2 separate regions of the Homo sapiens genome follow, and region 2 is linked to region 1. A link is an interaction called in ENCODE POLR2A ChIA-PET data of the cell type or tissue named here. Cell type or tissue: GM12878. All regions are shown on one strand. Each heading gives the region's core, and the rest is flanking DNA. Links, peaks and the distances in the headings are about the cores only. Region 1 holds the start of LOC105375434. Region 2 overlaps FBXL13 (F-box and leucine rich repeat protein 13).

What was found. ChIA-PET counts read pairs that join two places held together with the same protein. Peaks named below come from ENCODE experiments on the same cell type or tissue, not always from the same donor. Only the 100,000 strongest peaks of a DNase experiment are listed, where the experiment ranks them.
Region 2: POLR2A ChIA-PET joins it to region 1 with 5 read pairs; 22 of 35 experiments call an interaction of 5 or more read pairs at or near these places.

The regions. Positions count from the first base shown.
Region 1 is chr7:103,139,179-103,144,558 of GRCh38, forward strand. The region is part of intron 1 of NAPEPLD (N-acyl phosphatidylethanolamine phospholipase D); the gene reads right to left. LOC105375434 reads left to right here and starts at 2,588. Exons shown (of 3, transcript XM_047421168.1): 1 at 2,588-2,663. The coding sequence starts at 2,588. It also overlaps the pseudogene RPL19P12. In GM12878, for the core only: no CTCF peak of the experiment used is centred there; a DNase peak (open chromatin) is centred at 3,032.
Region 2 is chr7:103,066,913-103,072,292 of GRCh38, forward strand. All of the region lies in intron 1 of FBXL13 (F-box and leucine rich repeat protein 13), which reads right to left. Among named protein-coding and RNA genes, the nearest start is that of FBXL13, 5.2 kb to the right of the region's middle. In GM12878, for the core only: no CTCF peak of the experiment used is centred there; no DNase peak of the experiment used is centred there.

The DNA of each region.
Region 1 (5,380 bases), core at 139-5,138:
TTCCAGATATTACCTGTAAGGGCTTCTACTTAAAGCATTTTAAAAGTTGCATTTAACAAACATTGTTAGAATGTCTACTTTATCTAAGTCCTAGCTCTCCAGTTGCTGTGGAGAATATGAACCCCTGACCTCCAGGGATTCAAAATCCATTAGGGAAAAAAATCATAAGAAACCATATAGATTTTGGCTCAGTATCACATTTACAGAAGTGTCAGCTCTGATTAATGAAAATGGTATAGACTTTAGAATAAGGCATTTCCAAAACATACTGGCCAAATTCTCAAGATGGTGAGGAATACTTTTCCTTAAGTGCTGAGCGGTCCACAGTGACAGCAAGAGTCCTGTGATCCAGCAGGTCAGAGACACTGAAAAGCTCAGAACTTTCTGAATTCAGCCAACAAGTTAAAGGGCGCTGATGGCAACAGAGAGGGTGATGGAAAGAAACAAAGTCACTAGAGAGGTTACTTGAACCCTGATTCACTCACAAATGAATTTGGCAAAGGGGCAGACATGTTATTCTGCCCGCAGTGTCATGCGTGGTCCATCCTCTGGGAGAAAAATGACAAAAAAATAAACGAACAGTGAGACTTTTACAGGGAAACAAGGCCCAGGACATGACTACATCAGACCCTGTTCAGCCATCTCCTGAGTCTTCTGTACACTGTAAATAACAGGGTCAGAGTGAGGCTAGAGATATCCCCAAAAGGTTAATAGAATCTTGAGGTTCTAAGGGACTTTAAGATCCCTGAGTTCAATTCAGTAGCCTCTGTTTAAGAATAGCAGAAAGTTTGTAGCAAATTATAAAAGCATATTAAAAATGAATATAACTAAAATATGCTTGAATGGGTTATCAGGAAAAACCACATTACCAGAAGATGGGGCAAAAGAATTGAAAACATCTTAAAATAAATGCTTCCCAACTTTGCCCCTCATCATCCTAAACCTCAGTTTCATAATTCCTAGCCCAGTCTCTGGCACACAGTACATAGTAAGCACTGAATAACTAAGCCACTGTTTCATTATGCTATAAACAGTAACAGTTTTAATGAGATAGTAGGATATACATGTATACCATTTTTGCATTTCTACACTAATGTGATAAGGAAGCTGAGGGAAATGGTATGAATAAACTGAAGCAGAATAAACTCTGGAATGTGTTTTTGTTCTATTTGAGTAAGAGAAGGCCTGATCTTGGAATTCACAGAACTCTTTTTTTTTTTTTTTTTTTTTTTGAAACAGAGTCTTGCTCAGTCGCCCAGGCTGGAGTGCAGTGGCGTGATCTCGGCTCACTGCAAGCTCCGCCTCCCGGGTTCACGTCATTCTCCTGCCTCAGCCTCCCAAGTGGCTGGGACTACAGGAGCCCGCCACCACGCCCGGCTAATTTTTTTGTATTTTTAGTAGAGACGGGGTTTCACCATGTTAGCCAGGACGGTCTCAATCTCCTGACCTCGTGATCTGCCCGCCTTGGCCTCCCAAAGTGCAGAACTCTTAATTCAAAACAGGATTCCTACCCGACCTCATAGTTCCTTGTGGCCTCACTAACCCTCCTGGAGTCACCAGAAGGCTCTCATTAGCTCAGAAGACTCATTGATAGTCTCCTGATTCTGAAAATAATAATCTACCTGACTTCCCTTTATCTCCCTTCACTGGCCCAAGGAGCAGAAGCTGAAAACTCATGATACTAATGGTGGCCACATGCAGACTCAGCACTTTTCCCAGAGCTTGAAGCTCCAGTTAAACAGATTCTTTTGCTCAAAGGAAAAATTTCCCACAATGGGAGCTGGCAAAATAGGCAAGCAAGGCCAGCTCTACATAAATCACGAGTAAATAAGTTTCCCCTAAAGCATTTCAGTATTCTTGCCTCTCTTACCCAAGTGACTCTACTATCATATTGTTCCCCCCATCTGCTTTTTCCATGGCCAAAACAGGTTTTCAAGAAAGATCTGATTTCCAGTGTGTGACAGATAAGGAACAAAGTGCAAATCCTCCCTAGATCATTTCCAGTCCACATGGGTACAAGCCCTGAAACCTCAAATGTACATCAGAATTACCTGTGGAGTTGTTTTTTTTTTTTTTTTTTTTTTTTTGCAAGCAGATAAAGGCTTATTTTACTTTAATGGCTGATCTATGTAATCACGGAGGCCAGTATGTACACACAAAGGGGCAGCTTTTATTTCTTGGTCTCTTCCTCCTTGGACAAAGTCTTGATGATCTCCTCCTTCTTGGCCTGGAGGTGCTCTTCATAGCTCTTGTGTGCTTCCTTGGTCTTAGATCTGCGGGCCTCAGCCTGATCAGCCAGGAGCTTCTTGCGGGCCTTGTCTGCCTTCAGCTTGTGGATGTGTTCCATGAGAATCTGCTTGTTTTTTAACACATTCCTCTTCACCTTCAGGTACAGGCTGTGATACATGCGGCGATCAATCTTCTTAGATTCACGGTATCTTCTGAGCAGCCGGTGCAGAATCCTCATTCTCCTCATCCACGTGACCTTCTCTGGCATTCGGGCATTGGCTGTACCCTTCCGCTTACCTATGCCCATATGCCTGCCCTTCCGGCAGGCCAAGGTGTTTTTCCGGCATCAAGCGGGGGAATGGACCATCACAGGCTTGCGGATGATCAGCCCATCTTTGATCAGCTTCCGGATCTGCTGACGGGAGTTGGCATTGGTGATTTCATTGGTCTCATTGGGGTCTAACCAGATATTCTTCTTGCCACAGCAGAGGACACTAGAGGCAAGCCTCTTCTGAAGCCTGAGCATACTCAAGGCTGCAGCCACAGCAGCGAAAGGAAAGAGCTCCCCTGTGGAGCTTTTTAAACTACACCAGAGGCTACTGAATCAAAATGTCAGGTGGGGCAGTTTCTCTAGATAATTTTTAAAAGTTCTGTGGGTGTTTCTGATATACAGGCAGGGTTGAGAACCACTGCTTTAAATCATTAGTCATTTGGCACAAAGTAAGACAAGCATTTAGGAAGGATCAAAGGGATTTTCTGGTATGCCAGAATTTATGCTAGCCTGGCAGCTGCCTACCGTAAAGCCAACTCTTACTTCCTGTTCAGCACTCCAAGTTAGAGAGGCAGCATCATCCTGAAACTGCTATACAGTGGGATGGGAAGACTAACCACATTGCTAGGTAGAAAGTTTAACAGGGGCCAGGCATGGTGACTCATGCCTGTAATCCCAGCATTTTGGGAGGCCGAGGCAGGTGGATCATTTGAGGTCAGGAGTTCGAGACCAGCCTGGCCAACATGGTGAAACCCCATCTCTACTAAAAATACAAAAAATAGCCAGGCATGGTGGCAGGCGGCTGTAATCCCAGCTACTTGGGAGGCTGAAGTGGGAGAATCACTTGAACCAGGGAGGCAGAGGTTGCAGTGAGCCAAGATCGTGCCACTGCACTGCAGCCTGGGTGACAGAAAAAAAGAAAGTTTGACAGGGCAAGGCTTGTACTCAATCCAACTGAGTCACAAATTTGACTCTGTGCCCCCAGGAAGCCAAGTCAAAAAAAGGGAAATATAATCAGTAATGATTCACATTGTCAATAACACAAAGCAGCCTGTACACAATGAGTGCACAATATTTATGGAATGAATAAATGAAAAAACCAGAGCTTAAACTCCTAATCACTCTTCATTAGGATACAGTTAATTGTTTTTTAAAAGATCTCCTGCTAGGAGTCAAATAATAGAAGCAAAAATGACCAGAAGACAGAGAGACAAAAGTCAACAGTGGAGATCCCCACCAACTCTGCTAACAAAAATTAAAACTGGCCAGGTACAGGGGCTCACACCTGTAATCCCAACACGTTGGGAGGCCAAGGCAGGCAGATCACTTGAGCCCAGGAGTTCAAGACCACCCTGGGCAACATAGTGAGACTCTGTCTCTACAAAAAAAAAAACAAAAAAACAAAAAAACAAACACACACACGCAAAAATTAGCCAGGTGTGGCGGGCTGAGATAGGAGGATTGCTTGAGCCCAGGAGGTCAAGGCTGTAGTGAGCCGTGATCATGCCACTGCACTCCAGCCTGGGTGACAGAGCAAGAGCTTGTCTAAGAATAAATAAATAAACATAAATAAATAAAAATAGAAAAGTCTTGGGGAATAATTGAGTAGTTAAATTCTATGTGGTAAAGCGGCAGCACAGTGGTAAAGACGAAAAGATGCCTGCCATAAAATCTAGTGTTCTTTAATCTGTCATGTATTTAGAAAAAAAAAAAATCTTCTCTTCCTTTTCTTCTCAGTAACAGAACCCGTTTTACTTAGGGTAACTATGCATCAGCTAAATGATGACATTTCTCAGCCTTCTAGCTAGGGATGGCCAGGTTGGTGACACTTTGAACAATGTGATACGAGCCTTTTATGGTGCTTCCAGAAGTCTCCTTAAGGGAAAGGGAGGCATTCTTCTCGATTTGTCCTGCATCTGGCTACCTGGAGCCATCTTGAGCCAGGAGGGTGCCACATCCAAGGAATGGCATCGAGGAGAGCCAGAAGGACTTCAGGGCCCACCATACCAAGCCTGAACTGTCCAACTTTGGACTTCTTTCATGTGTAGGAAAAACATATTTGAGCAATCTTTCAAATCACAACAAATTAATCCTAACTGATACGATTACCGTAACTGGGAGGTTCAGGTTTAGGGGAGCTATAAAAACACCAATGGTAACAAATGCCCAAAATACAGCTTTCCTAATCCATATGTGGGTGCCTTGATCAACACACTGCAGCCTTGAACTCCTGGCCTCAAGCAATCCTCCTGCCTTGACCTCCTAAAGTGCTGGGATTACAGACAGGAGCCACGGCACCTGGTCCATTTATCATTTACTAAGCATTTACTATGTACCAAGCACTTTAGATAATTATTATCCTCATGCTATAGGTGATGTAAAAGAGGCTCACAGAGTTTAATAGCTTCCATAAAGCAATAAAGTTGTTAACAGTTGGATCTAGGGATGAAACCCAAGTTGACCAGATGCCAAAGCCCATGCTCTTTCCACTAATCATGTTGAATCTACAAGGAAAATTCAATAAATTTATCTTGAGTAGATACCTAGGTTCTAAAGTTAGTAGCATTTTGCAAACAGTTATGGTCTCACTGACAAGGCTCACCTTTTCTTTTGTTTTGTTTTTTTGGCTTTCAACAAAATTTTCTCCCCTTTTGCAAAGTAAAAGGTACTTGGGAGATGCTCAATAAATACTAGTTCTCTTATAAATATAATTGCCCCTTTAATTTTACATGAAGAAGGTTTCAAATGCTATAACTTTCATTACTCAATTTTTCTAATTTACAGTTACATTGAAAAGAACCATCAACAAATAATTGGTTCTGTATTTTAGTCACATAAACAAAATACACATGGTACCTTGAAGACATTTCCTTTGCTTTC
Region 2 (5,380 bases), core at 189-5,188, 72 kb before region 1:
ACTCGAGTAGCTGGGATTAAAGGCATGCGCCACCACGCCCAGCTAATTTTGTATTTTTAGTGATCTTTCTCCATGTTGGTCAGGCTGGTCTTGAACTCCAAACCTCAGGTGATCTGCCCGCCTCGGCCTCCCAAGAATTTTTTTTTTTTTGTCTACTCTTTCACTGTGGGTGTAATGGAATTGTCAGAAACTGAAAATACTAGGAAATGTAGGACTATGGATATTGAGAGCCCATTTGACAACTGAGGATTGAATTTAAAGTGACACAATTCAGTTTAATTGTGTGTTCTTCCTTTAAATAATGTTCAGTTGCTCAGGGGTAAGCACGGACTGCTGGATATTTGAGTTTTACCAGGGATGGGTGTTTGTCACATCAATAGGACAGAGGGAGAAACAGGTAAAGGAGATAATCGTATTTGAAAGTGATCATAATGATGGTGTGGTGGCATTTTAAAAGCATGTCTGCAAATGATATTTCTTACATAAAGAGGTGGGGTTTAATTCCTCTCCTCTTGAATATGGATTAGTCTTAATAATCCACTTGTAATGAAGAGAATACAGTGAAAGTGATGTTGAGTAACTTCTGGGGCTAGGTTATAAAAGGAGATTTTACTTGGCTCTGTCTCTTGGACACCTGTTTTGGGACCCAGCCTCCACGCTGTGAGGAAGCTCAAGCTACATGGAGATGTTACACATAGATGTTCTACCTGTCAGTCTCAGGAGAGGTCCTCATCGACAGCCAGCATCAACTGCCAGGCATGTAGGTAAGGAAGCCTTCAAGATGATTTTAACCTCAGCCACTCTGACATGTAAGTGCATGAGGGATCTCAAGCAATAATATTCTGTCAACTCCCATAACTGTGAGAGGCAATAATAAAATGAATACTGTTATTTTAAATCACTAAATGTTGTAAAGACATTTAGGTAATAGACATCCACAATAATGATGAACCAAGGAATCTAAGATGGGTAAAGAGAGAAATAAGGACATAAGAGTAATATTTGACAGTGCAAAGATAATTGAATGAAATGGTGGTTTGAGTCAGTTGAAGAAGTGCTAGTGTAGAAGCTCCAATGTGAGTGAGCTAAGAAATTAAGAGATAAGTGGATGAAGAAATGGAGATTTCAGAGATGGTACAGCAATTTAGGATAAAATGGTTAAGAGTATGACCATAGAAGGACATGACTGAGGAACGGTGAAAGCAAAGATAACTGGAAGAAAGGTCAAGGATGTGAACGGAACATCCCTGTGAATACTGCGGGCACAAGAACAATGACAGGAGTAGAGAAAAAGGAAGATGGTGAGCCAGATGCTAATGCTACCAACAAAACATAGAGATTGGTACATAATGAAGACAGTGAGTGCTAAATCTGATGTTATGAACTACAAAGAAGCTGAGACTTTAGAAAAAGGAGGGAAGATACATAGTTTGGAAGTGGAAATGGGGAGCCAAGGAAGACACCTAACCTATCTCTAGATCTGAGGTAAACTGAGGAGTGAAACAAGACAGTCTCCCTAGGATTTCATATCTGAGTAGGATGTGGAAAGTCACCATGGTCCAATGACCCTGCTACAACAACTAGAAAAAAACAGACACATTACAAAAATCACATTTAAAAAAGATATTGGCGAGCCATGGAATTCCAGGGGAAGGAAATTTTTCTGAAGTGAGCTGACAATGCACAGCTGCTTTTTTTCCCTGGGAACGTGTGCCAGCTCTGGGTAGGAAAGAGGACAGGGCTGGGCCCAGGCAGAGAAAGTCTACAAATGGGAAGAGAAACCAATAGGCTTATGGTGGTGGCACGGGGGTAACATGACAGGTTAGAAACTTGAGGTGCCCCAAGTGTGGCCACTGTCTCCCATAAGGCAGTGAGTTCTGGGAGTGTTCACACAGGAGGCTGAGGAGCTAGAACATCAACTCCTACAAGGCAGAGTGAGTCTTTCATAATCTCAGGGAAGGAAGAGGAAGCCTGCCTCAAACATACAGCCAGCATAACCTTCAATGTACTTGCCAGATTTTAAAGTTGAGGGCCCACGGCCACCACGCCATCTGGGAAGTAAGGAGCACCTCTGCCCAGCCGCCCCACCATCTGGGAAGTGAGGAGCGCCTCTGCCCGGCCGCCCCACCGTCTGGGAAGTGAGGAGCACCTCTGCCCGGCCGCCCCACCACCTGGGAAGTGAGGAGCACCTCTGCCTGGCTGTCGCCCCCTCTGGGAAGTGAGGAGGCCCTCTGCCCTGCCGCCCCACTGTCTGGGAAGTAAGGCGCACCTCTCCCTGGCTGCCCCACAGTCTGGGAAGAGAGGAGCGCCTCTGCCCAGCCGCTGCACCTTCTGGGAAGTGAGGAGCGCCTCTACCTGGTTGCCGCCCCATCTGGAAAGTGAGGAGCGCCTTTGCCCGGCCGTTGTGCAACCCTCGAAGTGTGAAGTGGCAGCCTTGTGTGTGATTTTTATGCCCTCCCCAAGTTTGCATTTTTGATATTAAAGTTTACTTTTAAAAGTTTTAAATTGGGGAATATATATACATATATAAAAGTTGAGGGCCTAGAAGGGAAACTAAAGAGCTAAGCTTAAATACCTCCGAAGAGCAGAACCAAATCTCTCACAATCTTTCAGTCTGAGGAGACAGAGACTGGCTAGCTTCTCAATCAAAAGCCCAGAAGAGCTATGCCTGAGGAATAGGGATGAACCAGATGTAAACCGAACCCAAATAAATCCACAGTCCAAGCTCAACACAGATCAGTCCCTTCCTGGACTGAGGTCATGAGCTCTGTACCCTATACAGAGGAAAGGACGAACCTTTGCTGGCGAAAGAGTATATCATCTGGAACTTCTATTGTTCTTTTCTCACACAATGTCCAATAAAAATAAGAAATTACTAGGTATGGGCTGGGCGCGGTGGCCCACGCCTGTAATCCCAGCACTTTGGGAGGCCGAGGCAGGTGGATCATGAGGTCAGGAGATCGAGACCATCCTGGCTAACACGGTGAAACCCCGTCTCTACTAAAAATACAAAAAAATTAGCCGGGCATGGTGGCAGGCGCCTGTAGTCCCAGCTACTCGGGAGGCTGAGGCAGGAGAATGGCGTGAAGCCAGGAGGCGGAGCTTGCAGTGAGCCGAGATCCCGCCACTGCACTCCAGCCTGGGCGACAGTGCAAGACTCTGTCTCAAAAAAAAAAAAAAAAAAGAAATTACTAGGTATGTATGAAGGCAGGAAAATGTCTTGAATTATCAACAGAAGAAAATAAGCAATAGAAGCAGACCCACAAATGATCTGGATATTCAAGTTAACAAACAATGATTTAATTTTATGTATTTATTTTATTTATTTATTTTTTTAGAGACACAGTCTCACTCCATCACCCAGGCTGGAGTGTAATGGTGTGATCTCAGCTCACTGCAACCTCTGCCTCCTGGGTTCAAGCGATTCTCATGCCTCAGCCTCCCAAATAGCTGGAATTACAGGCGTGCACCACACCTGGCAAATTTTTGTATTTTTAGTAGAGACAGGGTTTCAGCTGGTCTCGAACTCCTGGCCTCAAGTGATCCACCCACCTCGGCCTCCCAAAGTGCTAGAATTACAGGCATAAGCAACAAACAATAATTTTAAAATAACAACCATCAACATGTGTGTTGATCCATTTTGCACGGCTATAAAGAAATACCTGAGGCCAGGTAATTTATAAAGAAAAGAGTTGTATGCGGCTCAGGGTTCTGCAGGGTGTACAAGAAGCATGGTGCCAGCATCTGCTCGGCTTCTGGCGAAGGCCTCAGGAAGCTTTTACTCACTGCAGAAGGCAAAGGGAGCCAGCATGTAACATGGGAAGAGAAGGAGTAAGAGAAACAGCTAGAGGGAGGCTCTTCTAAACAACCAGCTCTTGGGTGAACTAATAGAGGGAGAACTCACTAATTATCACAGGGGAGGGCACAAAGCCATTCTTGAGGGATCTGCCCACATGACTCAAATACCTCCCACTGGGCCCCACCTCCAACACTGGGGATCAAATTTTAACAGATTTGGAGAGAACAAATAAAGAAAACAGAAAAAGGCAAACTGAATGAAAAGATGCATAATTCTAATAATCAGAATTTATTTAAACATCAAATTGTCATTCTAGAACTGAAAAACATGTCTAAAATTAAGATTTCATTTGATGTATTTAAGAGTAGACTGGACACAGCATAAAACAAAATTAGTAAACTTGAAAACCATCAATGAAAAAGATCCAAACTTGAGCTCAAAAAGAAGAAAATGGGGAAAAAGCAGAAGAGATCAAAAGAGGCATGTAGAACAAGGTAAAGAAAAAGAAAAAAAAAGCTAACATATGTACGATTGGAGTTCCAAAAGGAAAAGAGAGAACTGAATAGAAGTACTATTTGAAAAGAACCAAGAATTTTCTAAAACGGATGAAAAATATCTATCAACAGATTCAGTAAGCCCAGGGGACCAAGCAGGATTGTTTAAAATGTTTTTTAATTTTTTATTTTTTTAGAGATAGGGTCTTGCTCCATCACCCAGGCTGGAGTTCAGTGGTGCAATCATAGTTCACTGCAGCCTCAAATTCCTGGGCTCAAGTGATCCTCTCCTCTCAGCCTCATGAGTAGCAGGGACTACAGGTGTGAGCCACTAAGACAAGTTAGCTTTTTTTTTTTTTTTTTTTTAATTTTTGTACACACAGGGTCTCACTATGTTACCGAGGCTGGTCTTGAACTCCTGGCAAGCAATCCACCTGCCTTGGGCTCTCACAGTGCTGGGATTACAGGCATGAACCACCAAGCCAGGCCTGATTTTTAAAAAAATCAGTCTCTATTCAAGAGATTTGCAGGAAAATGATATTGTAGGTAGAAAATCAGGTTTTATTTAGGACAGGTAGATGAAATTCAGAAGAGGTTAAATATACAGGGAAAACTTTAATGAAAGGTTATTTATGTATTCCAAGGCTTGCAGAAGATGGGTTTTAGAAAAGTATAAAACCTGCCAGACATGGTGGGTCATGCTGTGGTGGGTCATGCCTGTAATCTCAGCACTTTGGGAGGCTGAGGCGGGTGGATCACCTGAGGTTAGGAGTTCGAGACCGGCCTGACCAACATGGTGAAACCCTGTCTCGACTAAAAATACAAAAATTAGCTGAGCATGGTGGCAGGTGCCTGTAGTCCCAGCTATTTGGGAGGCTGAGGCAGGAGAATCGCTTGAACCCAGGAGGCGGATGTTGCAGTGAGCTGAGATGGCACCACTGCACTCTAGACTGGGCGACAGAGCTAGACTCTGTCTCAAAAAAAAAAAAAGTATAAAACCCATCTGGGAAATTGAGTCAGATAAATAAATGTACAGACAGGATATGAGGCAGAATGGAATTCATCTTGATATTCTCTTAGAAGAAAT